Regions from separate parts of the Homo sapiens genome. Here region 2 is linked to region 1. Evidence: read pairs that join two places in POLR2A ChIA-PET (ENCODE). Cell type or tissue: MCF 10A. All regions are shown on one strand. Each heading gives the region's core, and the rest is flanking DNA. Links, peaks and the distances in the headings are about the cores only. Region 1 overlaps PEDS1-UBE2V1 (PEDS1-UBE2V1 readthrough). Region 2 has its middle 14 kb from the start of PTPN1.

Region 1 (4,385 bases), core at 229-4,228:
GCTGCTGGGCTGGCGGCTGCCGGGCTCAGGACCTGTCCTCTTCACTGCGCCCAGGTCAGGGGGACAGATGTGCATGCAGGGCAGTACGGACAGCCAAGGCAAAGGGTGGCCAGGACACCTGCTCCAGTGACAAGGGCCTGCCACAGAGCCAGCACCTCTCAGGTTAAGGCAGCATTTCCCAAAATAAATTCCCCAAAGCACAGGTTGAGCTCTGGGCTCAGGACTTTAGGTGGAACTCAGATTCAGGATTAAACACTAAACACACTGTAACAAAGCTCATCTCTTTTCAATTTTCCAGTCTTCTGAGTATCTCAAAGACGAAGGCTTGGCGTGACGTTAACATGTGTAGCATCCCTTCAACACTTGCTGATCTCCTCTTTGAACAGGAGAGCAGGCCTCAAAGGCTCAAAGCTTTTGGCAAATGACACATGGAGTCAAGATTTATTAACATTGCTCTGTTTTTGTAATATTTACTGTTGCCATTATTGCCCAGTTATGACAACTGAGACAGGTTTTTCATTTATGGTAGTAAAAATAAAAAAGCAAGGCCATTAAAGGAAAAAAATATTACATGCCAGTGGTTCACAAATAAGGCCCAGGGGGGTAAAGGTGTAGCCCTGGGAAAGATCTTCCACGTCTGTGCCTCAGTTTCCTCATCTCTACCTCACTGGGGTGGCATGAGGAAAGAGCTCATATTTCAAAGCGACCAGCACAGAACTAGCCCAGGGTAAGTGCTATATGAGTGATCGCCAGATATAATTGGGAAACAGGCCCCATCCCAAATCTGTGCTCCTATGCACAGTGATACAGTTTATCAACAAATAACCAAAGAACCTAGGAATTGGGCCCAGTCTAAAAGCTCCTGATGTTAAGTACAAAGCAACTGTCAACTCCAAGGAACAAGTGGGACAGAGAAAACAACTTACCACTCCATTAGAACTATTTACTCCATTCATATTAATTTTTGTTACAAATCTTACAAAGGGGGGTGCTTCTGGGTATTTAGGTCCACATTCTATTTTAAGGCTGTATATTCGGTTTTCATAAATTGTCTGGAAAAAAAGAGTACGGAGATGTCACGCAATTACAAACAAAGCATTCAAAAAGGTAGAGCTTGTGAAACCCCATTTATCCCTGACTGTAGAACTGGTACATCTGCTTCCAGCATGGAGTCTACTTGTTCTGTGGTAGGTCAGCAGTTCTATACTAGTTCCTACACTAGTTTATATGACTTCCGGGCCTTGGGGGAATACAAAGAAGATGGAGCATTTAAGCTAGTACCAGTGAAGTTTTTAGTATTAAGTCTAATCAGAGGGACCTGTTTTTATGTTAATTTCTCTACTTTGCAGTCCTTCTCTGGGGAATGGTAAGAGGCATTCTCTATTCTAGGAAGCCGAGTTAAATGTCCACTCACCAGGATCATCAGCCAATCAGTTAAATAACACTATGTGGTATTAAAGCACAGAACAGGTCACTGCTTTAGAGAACCTCAAAATTAAGACAAGACGAGGGAGGGGTGCAGACTCAGAGCTGCTTCCCCCTTCTCCATCACTCCGGGGTTAGGCACTGGGTAAGGGATTTCAACTGGGGTGTTCCATCCCTCCCTGCAGTCTTTTTTTTTTTTTTTGGTAGTCTGACCTGAGAGATTACTGGCATTCAATGGGTGAGGCAGCACAGGGAAAAGCAGTCTTTTTTTTTTTTTTTTTTTTTTGAGACAGAGTTTTGCTCTTGTTGCCCAGGCTGGAGTGCAATGGTGCGATCTCGGCTCACCGCAACCTCCGCCTCCCGGGTTCAAGTGACTCTCCTGTCTCCTGAGTAGCTGGGATTACAGGCATGTGCCACCATGGCCGGGTAATTTTGTATTTTTAGTAGAGACAGGGTTTCTCCATGTTGGTCAGGCTGGTCTCGAACTCCTGACCTCAGCTGATCTGCCCTCTTCGGCCTCCCAAAGTGCTGGGATTACAGGCATGAGCCACCGTACCCAGCCAAAAACCGTCCTTCTTTAAAAGGCTAACTGTGCCTTTGTTGAGAAACACTGAAAAGTCCAACCCCCTATGCCAATAACCTCTTCACTGTACCATCTACCCCATAAGCAGGGAGATGCGCTCTGTTGCCCGGCTGTTCCTTCTGCTTGGAGCGTCCTGCCCCCACCTGAAATGCCTTGCAACCCTGAAGACCCAGCTCAAACACTACCTAGTCCCTAGCTTTCTATCCCATATGAAGTCACACTGCTATCACATGTGTCTGAAGACCACACTGAAGGGTGATGTCTCCCAGTAAAGAGTAACCCCCTCAAAGGCAGGGGCTCCCCTCTCTGTGGGTTCCCCTGTCAGGCATCAGTGCCTTCTCCGGCATCAGTACCCTCTCCGGCATCCGTGCCCTCTCCTCAGGAAAGGAGTCTTGTACTGCATAATTGCTCCCGTGTAAACAGCGGCATCTAGTGGTCTTTGGGGAGAATAAATCAGAGGATGTGATTTAAACCCTTGATTCAGAAGGCATTCATAATATACCCATGGAAACTTTTCTTGTCCACAGGGATCCCAAACTACAACCAAACCAAAACTGTGAATTTCTACCTACCCTCAACCTGCCCTCTTCCTCCTCAGTGAATGACATCAGCATCTACCCAGTTAGCTAAAGCAAAAACTAGCAGGCAACCCAATTCCCCTCTCCCTTACCCTCTACCTGCCAGTGGTCAGAAGGTCCCACTGTTCTACCTCTGAAAGAGACCCCACTGTTCTACCTCTGAAAGAGACCCCATATCCATCCACTTTCCTCCACCACCGTCACCTCTTCTGAACTCCCCCAAGTCTCTTTCTCTCTTGCTCCCGGCACAGCAGCCAGACCAACGTCTTAAAAACAGGAAGCTGTCTCTGCTGGCTTAACCCTCTGATGGCTCCTAGTGACCTGAAGAGGAAGCCAAAGTTCCCAGACTGACCCGGGCAGCCCTAACTGCCTCTTCTTTTACTCTTCTCCCTCCCCTGCCCACCATTCCTCTTCAACCTTGCCAAGTTCTCTCCACCTTGGGGCTCTCACCCCAGCTGCTTCCCCTTGGAAGTGTTCCCGATCCCCTCAGCCCCTCCCAACTGAGGCTCAGTTATGCATCAGACACCCTCACTAAACACAGAAAAAGGAGGGTGGGGGCCTTGACAGGGGCCCTCAACTGAATTGGTACTCAAATGTTTGTTGAATGTTTCTCTTCACACTTTTATATTATAAAATAAACACCTCATTGCAATTAAGGTGTTTCCTCAAAGAAAAAAAAAACCCAGTAAACAGAACAAGTAGGAAGCAAACAAAGGCATGACTCACATACAGATTTATGGAGAATATAACAGATCCATCCTCAGAACCTATCATAGTCTCCATCAACAACTATATACTCAGTGTTGACTGAATAGATCCTGAATGGAGCAAAAATCATGCTCCCTGGTTTTGTCACACAATTCAAGAATGAAATTCCTTACATTTTAAGGAATCAAATTTCTCACCACTGATATTCATCTGGTAATTTCACTGGAAGACAGTAAAAAAAAAAGCCTCAAGTCATCACAGACACACACCTGAAGGGTCATTTAAAAGCCCCAACCTAAGGCCGGGTGAGCTGGCTCACGCCTGTAATCCCAGCACTTCGGGAAGCCGAGACAGGCGGATCACAAGGTCAGTAGATCGAGACCATCCTGGCTAACACGGTGAAACCCTGTCTCTACTAAAAATACAAAACATTAGCCGGGTGTGGTTGTGGGCGCCTATAGTCCCAGCTACTTGTGAGGCTGAGGCAGGAGAATGGCACGAACCCGGGAGGTGGAGCTTGCAGTGAGCCGAGATTGCGCCACTGCACTCCAGCCTGGGCGACAGTGCGAGACTCCATCTCAAAAACAAAAAACAAAAAACAAAAAACCCCAAGCTAAGGCTGGGTGCGGTGGATGACGCCTGTAATCTCGGCATCTGGGGGGGCCGAGGTGGGTGGATAACCTGAGGTCAGGAGTTCGAGACCCATCTGGCCAACATGATGAAACCCTGTCTCTACTAAAAATACAAAAATTAGCCAGGCATATTGGCAGGTGCCTGTAGTCCCAGCTAACCGGGGGGCTGAGACAGGTGAACTGCTTAAACCTGGGAGGTGGAAGTTGCAGTGAGCCGAGACTGCACCACTCCACTCCAGCCTGGGTGACATTGCGACACTTTGTCAAAAAAAAAAAAAAAAAGCCCCAAGCTAGACTTTAATAGAAACCAGGGTTACAGGGTTTCTGGTTTTTTTATTTTGTTCATGAGTGCTCCAGGGACCTGCTAAAAAGGTTTCAGCAAAGGAAATGTGCCTGAAGGAGAATTGCTGGAACATTCTGCGTCTGTGAGAAATACTGCTCTTAAGATTCATTATTTGA
Region 2 (4,385 bases), core at 279-4,278, 410 kb after region 1:
GACTAGGAGGGTTACTAGGTAGCTTTCTGAGGGGCTGGGAGAGTTCTGTATCTTGATCTGGGTGCAGGTTATGTGAGCATGTTTAGTCTGGGGAAATTCACTGAGCCGTGCACTTATGATATATCTGTGTGCATGTACACACATATACTTTTCTGTATGTGTTTTATAGTTCAATATAAATTTCCTTGGAAAAAACTTCATTCTCAGATCTGATTCAAAGTTCTTTTAGATCCCCTGGCCCCATGTCACCCAGTTCAAGCCAGACTCATGATTCTAGTGGCTTGGAGCTGGGACAATGGGTAGGGGGAGCAGGAGAAGCAAGACGTGCTCTCTTTCCCCTTCTCCTTGACGCCCACGGTAGAATGGGCATAAGGATGGGCTGCCATTCTGCTGAAATGGCTCCACAGCGAGCCGTGAAGGAAGGTGGCTGACCCCAACTGCTGAATGACCTTTGAACTTAGGCCAAGAGACTCAGAGCACCCCTAACATCATCCTGTTGCACATGTAAAGTGCCTAGCACAAAGCAGGTGTGTAATGGGGGGGGAGGTGCTAGATGGAGATGCAATATTTTTGATATCTTGAGGACTAAAAGTCGGGATGATCTGCTCTTTCAAATATGCCAGAAATTTTTGGATTCATAATCAGTTGAATAATTGATTTCTATTTGAAGCCTTTTAGTTAGACAAAAGGAAAAGTGATAAGTCTGCCATCTTCATCTGAGTTCCTCCAGAAGCCAACTCTGAGACAAGGATTTAAATGCAAGTAATTTATTCCTGAGGAGATCCTTGGAGGCAGCAGGTGAGGAGTGGGGAAGTGACCACGAAGTTTCTGATTTAGGACAGTGGTGAAAAGTTGATGCAGGTGGCTTCTAAAAGATCTTGACTTCCAAGGCAACTAGGGCTCTGGGGAAGGAATATGGCTGAACTTCAGACCCATAGGGCTACAGGAAGATAGAGACAGAAGACAAAGACCATGTACCAGTTAGCATGCTCTCAACTGCAAGTAGCAAGCCAATCCAAAGTGGCTTAAACAGTAAAAATGCTCCTGATGTCTTCAAATAATGTCTTCAAATAATGTCTGGGAAGGGACATGAATGAGCATGTGGGCCAGTGGGGCTCAAACCCACCCATGTAAGGGCCATGCCTCCACATTGCCATACCTGAGAAGCAAGGAGCTGGGGTATTTATCTCTTTCGCACTTTGGGAGGCTGAGCGGGCGAATCACCTGAGGTCAGGAGTTCAAGACCAGCCTGGCCAACATGGTGAACCCTGTCTCTACTAAAAATACAAAAAGTTAGCTGGGCGTAGTGGCACATGCCTGTAATCCCAGCTACTTGGGAGGCTGAGGCAGGAGAATCACTTGATCCCAGGAAACAGAGCTTGCAAAGAGCCAAGATTGTGCCACTCCAGCCTGGGCAACAGAGTGAGACTCTGTCACCAAAAAAAAAAAAAAAAAAAAAATTGATAAAAAGAGAAAGAGAGAGACAGAGACCTCAGAAAGACAGAGTGAAAGGGAGGGGTTAGAATAAAGGGAGGATGAAGATCGAGATGAAGTGACAGAGAGACCTAAGAACTTGTGAAAATGTGCTTACCAAAATGTGAGCAGTGGCCAGGCGCGGTGGCTCACGCCTGTCATCCCAGCACTTTGGGAGGCCGAGGTGGGCAGATCACAAGGTCAGGAGATCGAGACCGTCCTGGCTAACACGGCGAAACCCCGTCTCTACTAAAAATACAAAAAAAAAATTAGCCGGGCATGGTGGCGGGCGCCTGTAGTCCCAGCTACTCGGTAGGCTGAGGCAGGAGAATGGCGTGAACCCGTGAGGCAGAGCTTGCAGTGAGCCGAGATCGCACCACTGCACTCCAGCCTGAGGGACAGAGTGAGACTCCGTCTCAAACAAAAACAAAACAAAACAAAAAACACACACACAACACGTGAGCAGTGACCAGCACAGGTAGTAAGAGTTAAAAGTAAGTTGTGGGCCAGGCGCAGTGGCTCACGCCTGTAATCCCAGCACTTTGCGAGGCCGAGACAGGCAGATCATCTGAGGTCGGGATTTCGAGACCAGCCTGACCAACATGGAGAAACCCTGTCTCTACTAAAAATACAAAATTATCCAGGCATGGTGGTGCGTGCCTGTAATCCCAGCTGCTAGGGAGGCTGAGGCAGGAGAATTGCTTGAACCTGGGAGGCAGAGGTTGCGGTGAGCCAAGATCGCTCCATTGCACTCCAGCCTGGGTAGCAAGAGTGAAACTCCGTTTAAAAAAAAAAAAAAAAAGTAAGTTGTGTCTCTTTTATATGCACTTTTCAAGTTTTCTTCATTAAATGAGTATTCCTTTTGTGATAAGAAAAAGAAATAAGAACAACAAAAATGTCCTACCTCCAATGCTAGAACTTCCAGCTCTGCGTGTGAAAACACCCACTTTAAATTGCTTCTCTCTTTAGTTCAACCATGTTTCTTGAAATGGTTTGAATACAGGCAGAGTTTCCTTCTCTCCCTCCTTCCTTCTTTTTCCTTTTTTTTAAAGGAGACCAAAGTCAGAGTTGCCTCAGTGCTGACCCAACATTGAGGCTGAAAGTGGGTACAATAAGGGTAATTTAAGAAGGCAGGGATTAACAGCTGCTTTGGAAATGACAATTGGGTTAACCTCTTCTTCATTCTCACTCTCTCTCTCTCTCTCTCTGCAAGAACCATCTTGCCCTAGAGGAATGCAGGAAGGCAGTGGGGAGGGAAAATGACTCTGTTTAGGGAGGTGATAAAATGGGATGTGATGATTAATTCTTCATATATTTATTTGACAAGCATTCAGGGAGCACCTCTTCTCGCCCAGGTCCTGGGCTAGGCCCTGGGGACATAGCAAGATGAATACTACAGGATCCACGACTGTGAGGGCTGAGAGAGACACACGTGCAGATTGCTAAGACCAATATGAGAGGATCATTCCATACCCAAACACAGAGTTGCATGAAGGCCGAGGTTCTGCTTTCACCCCACCAGATACCAATTTCGCTCCTGAAATGAAGAAGTAAGGAGTGACCAGAGAGAATCTTATTTAGCAGGCAGTGATGATAAGTTAATACAGGTAGTTTCCAAAAGATCTTGACTTCCAAACAACTGGTGCTCTGGGGAAGGAATGTGTCTAAACATGAGACCCATAGGGCTAAAGGAAGGTAGAGACAGAAGACAAAGACCCTGTATCAGTTAGCATGCTCTCAGCTGCAGGTAACAAAAAAACCAACCCAAAGTGGCTTAAGTAGTAAAAATGTTTATGATGTCTTCAAATAAGTCCAGAGCTAGGCAGTCCCAGGGACAATTCGATAACTCAGTGATGTCAAGGACCTAAGTGCTTTTTATATTTTTGCTCCTCTATCTTAGCCTGGTTTTAAAAAAAAATAATTCCTCCCATATGTCTCTCTTTTTTTTTTTTTTTTTTTTTTTTTTGAGACGGAGCATCGCTCTGTCCCCCCAGGCTGGAGTGCAGTGGTGCAGTCACGGCTCACTGCAAGCTCTGCCTCCCAGGTTCATGCCATTCTCCTGCCTCAGCCTCCCGAGTATCTGGGACTACAGGTGCCCGCCACCACGCCCAGCTAATTTTTTCTATTTTTAGTAGAGACAGGGTTTCACCATGTTGGCCAGGCTAGTCTTGAACTCCTGACCTCAAGTGATCCGCCCGCCTCGGCCTCCCAAAATGCTAGGATTACAGGCGTAAGCCACCATGCCTGGCCCCATATGTCTCCTTTACAAGAAGGGAAAATCTTTCCCAGAAGCTCTTGGGCAGATTTTGCAATACTGCCATTGGCCAGGATTGAGTCCCATACCCATGCCCTGATGCAAAGGAGGCTTTGAAGGGGCCTCCCAGTTTTTTCTTCTTGGCACTGTCAGCCAAGAAGAAGGGGGAAGAGAAAGATGAATAGATAGGCAACCAACAGTGTCTGCCTCAGAAGGGAATTAACATTCACTGGGCCCTGTTTATAACCCCAGCCATCCCCCAGATTTCCAGCTTCCTCTTTAATATCTAACATCGGAACCCCATGACCCTAACAAGACAGAACTTTCATCAGGTTCTTTCTGCAGGATATTACTCAGAGTCTCTGGGGGATGTTCTCATGTTCCCTGGACCATGCTTGTGATTGCTTGGCAACCACAGTGAGCCCTTTCTCCCAGGGCATCTACTGCCCTTGTCTGCCACCTCCTAACTGTCTGCACCAGGATGGTGCTCCTGTCACTAACACCATCTCAACTTGAAAGTAGTACCCAGCCCTCTTCCTTAACAGCCCCCAAAACATGGCTGGATTGATTAGAATATAGGTTTAATTACTGTAACTGAGACCCTCATTAACAGCGGTTTAAACAAAGCAGAAGTTTATTACTTTTTTTTTTTTTTTTT

What was found. Peaks named below come from ENCODE experiments on the same cell type or tissue, not always from the same donor. Only the 100,000 strongest peaks of a DNase experiment are listed, where the experiment ranks them.
Region 2: POLR2A ChIA-PET joins it to region 1 with 5 read pairs; 1 of 35 experiments calls an interaction of 5 or more read pairs at or near these places.

What each region holds. Positions count from the first base shown.
Region 1 is chr20:50,083,203-50,087,587 of GRCh38, forward strand. PEDS1-UBE2V1 (PEDS1-UBE2V1 readthrough) reads right to left here. Exons shown (of 8, transcript NM_199203.3): 7 at 927-1,052. It overlaps UBE2V1 (ubiquitin conjugating enzyme E2 V1), which reads right to left. Exons shown (of 4, transcript NM_001032288.3): 3 at 927-1,052. Among named protein-coding and RNA genes, the nearest start is that of UBE2V1, 28 kb to the right of the region's middle. In MCF 10A, for the core only: a CTCF peak has its summit at 2,460 (motif pointing left); a DNase peak (open chromatin) is centred at 2,429.
Region 2 is chr20:50,494,216-50,498,600 of GRCh38, forward strand. No RefSeq gene overlaps it. Among named protein-coding and RNA genes, the nearest start is that of PTPN1, 14 kb to the right of the region's middle. RefSeq lists an enhancer at 4,236-4,305. In MCF 10A, for the core only: no CTCF peak of the experiment used is centred there; a DNase peak (open chromatin) is centred at 2,756.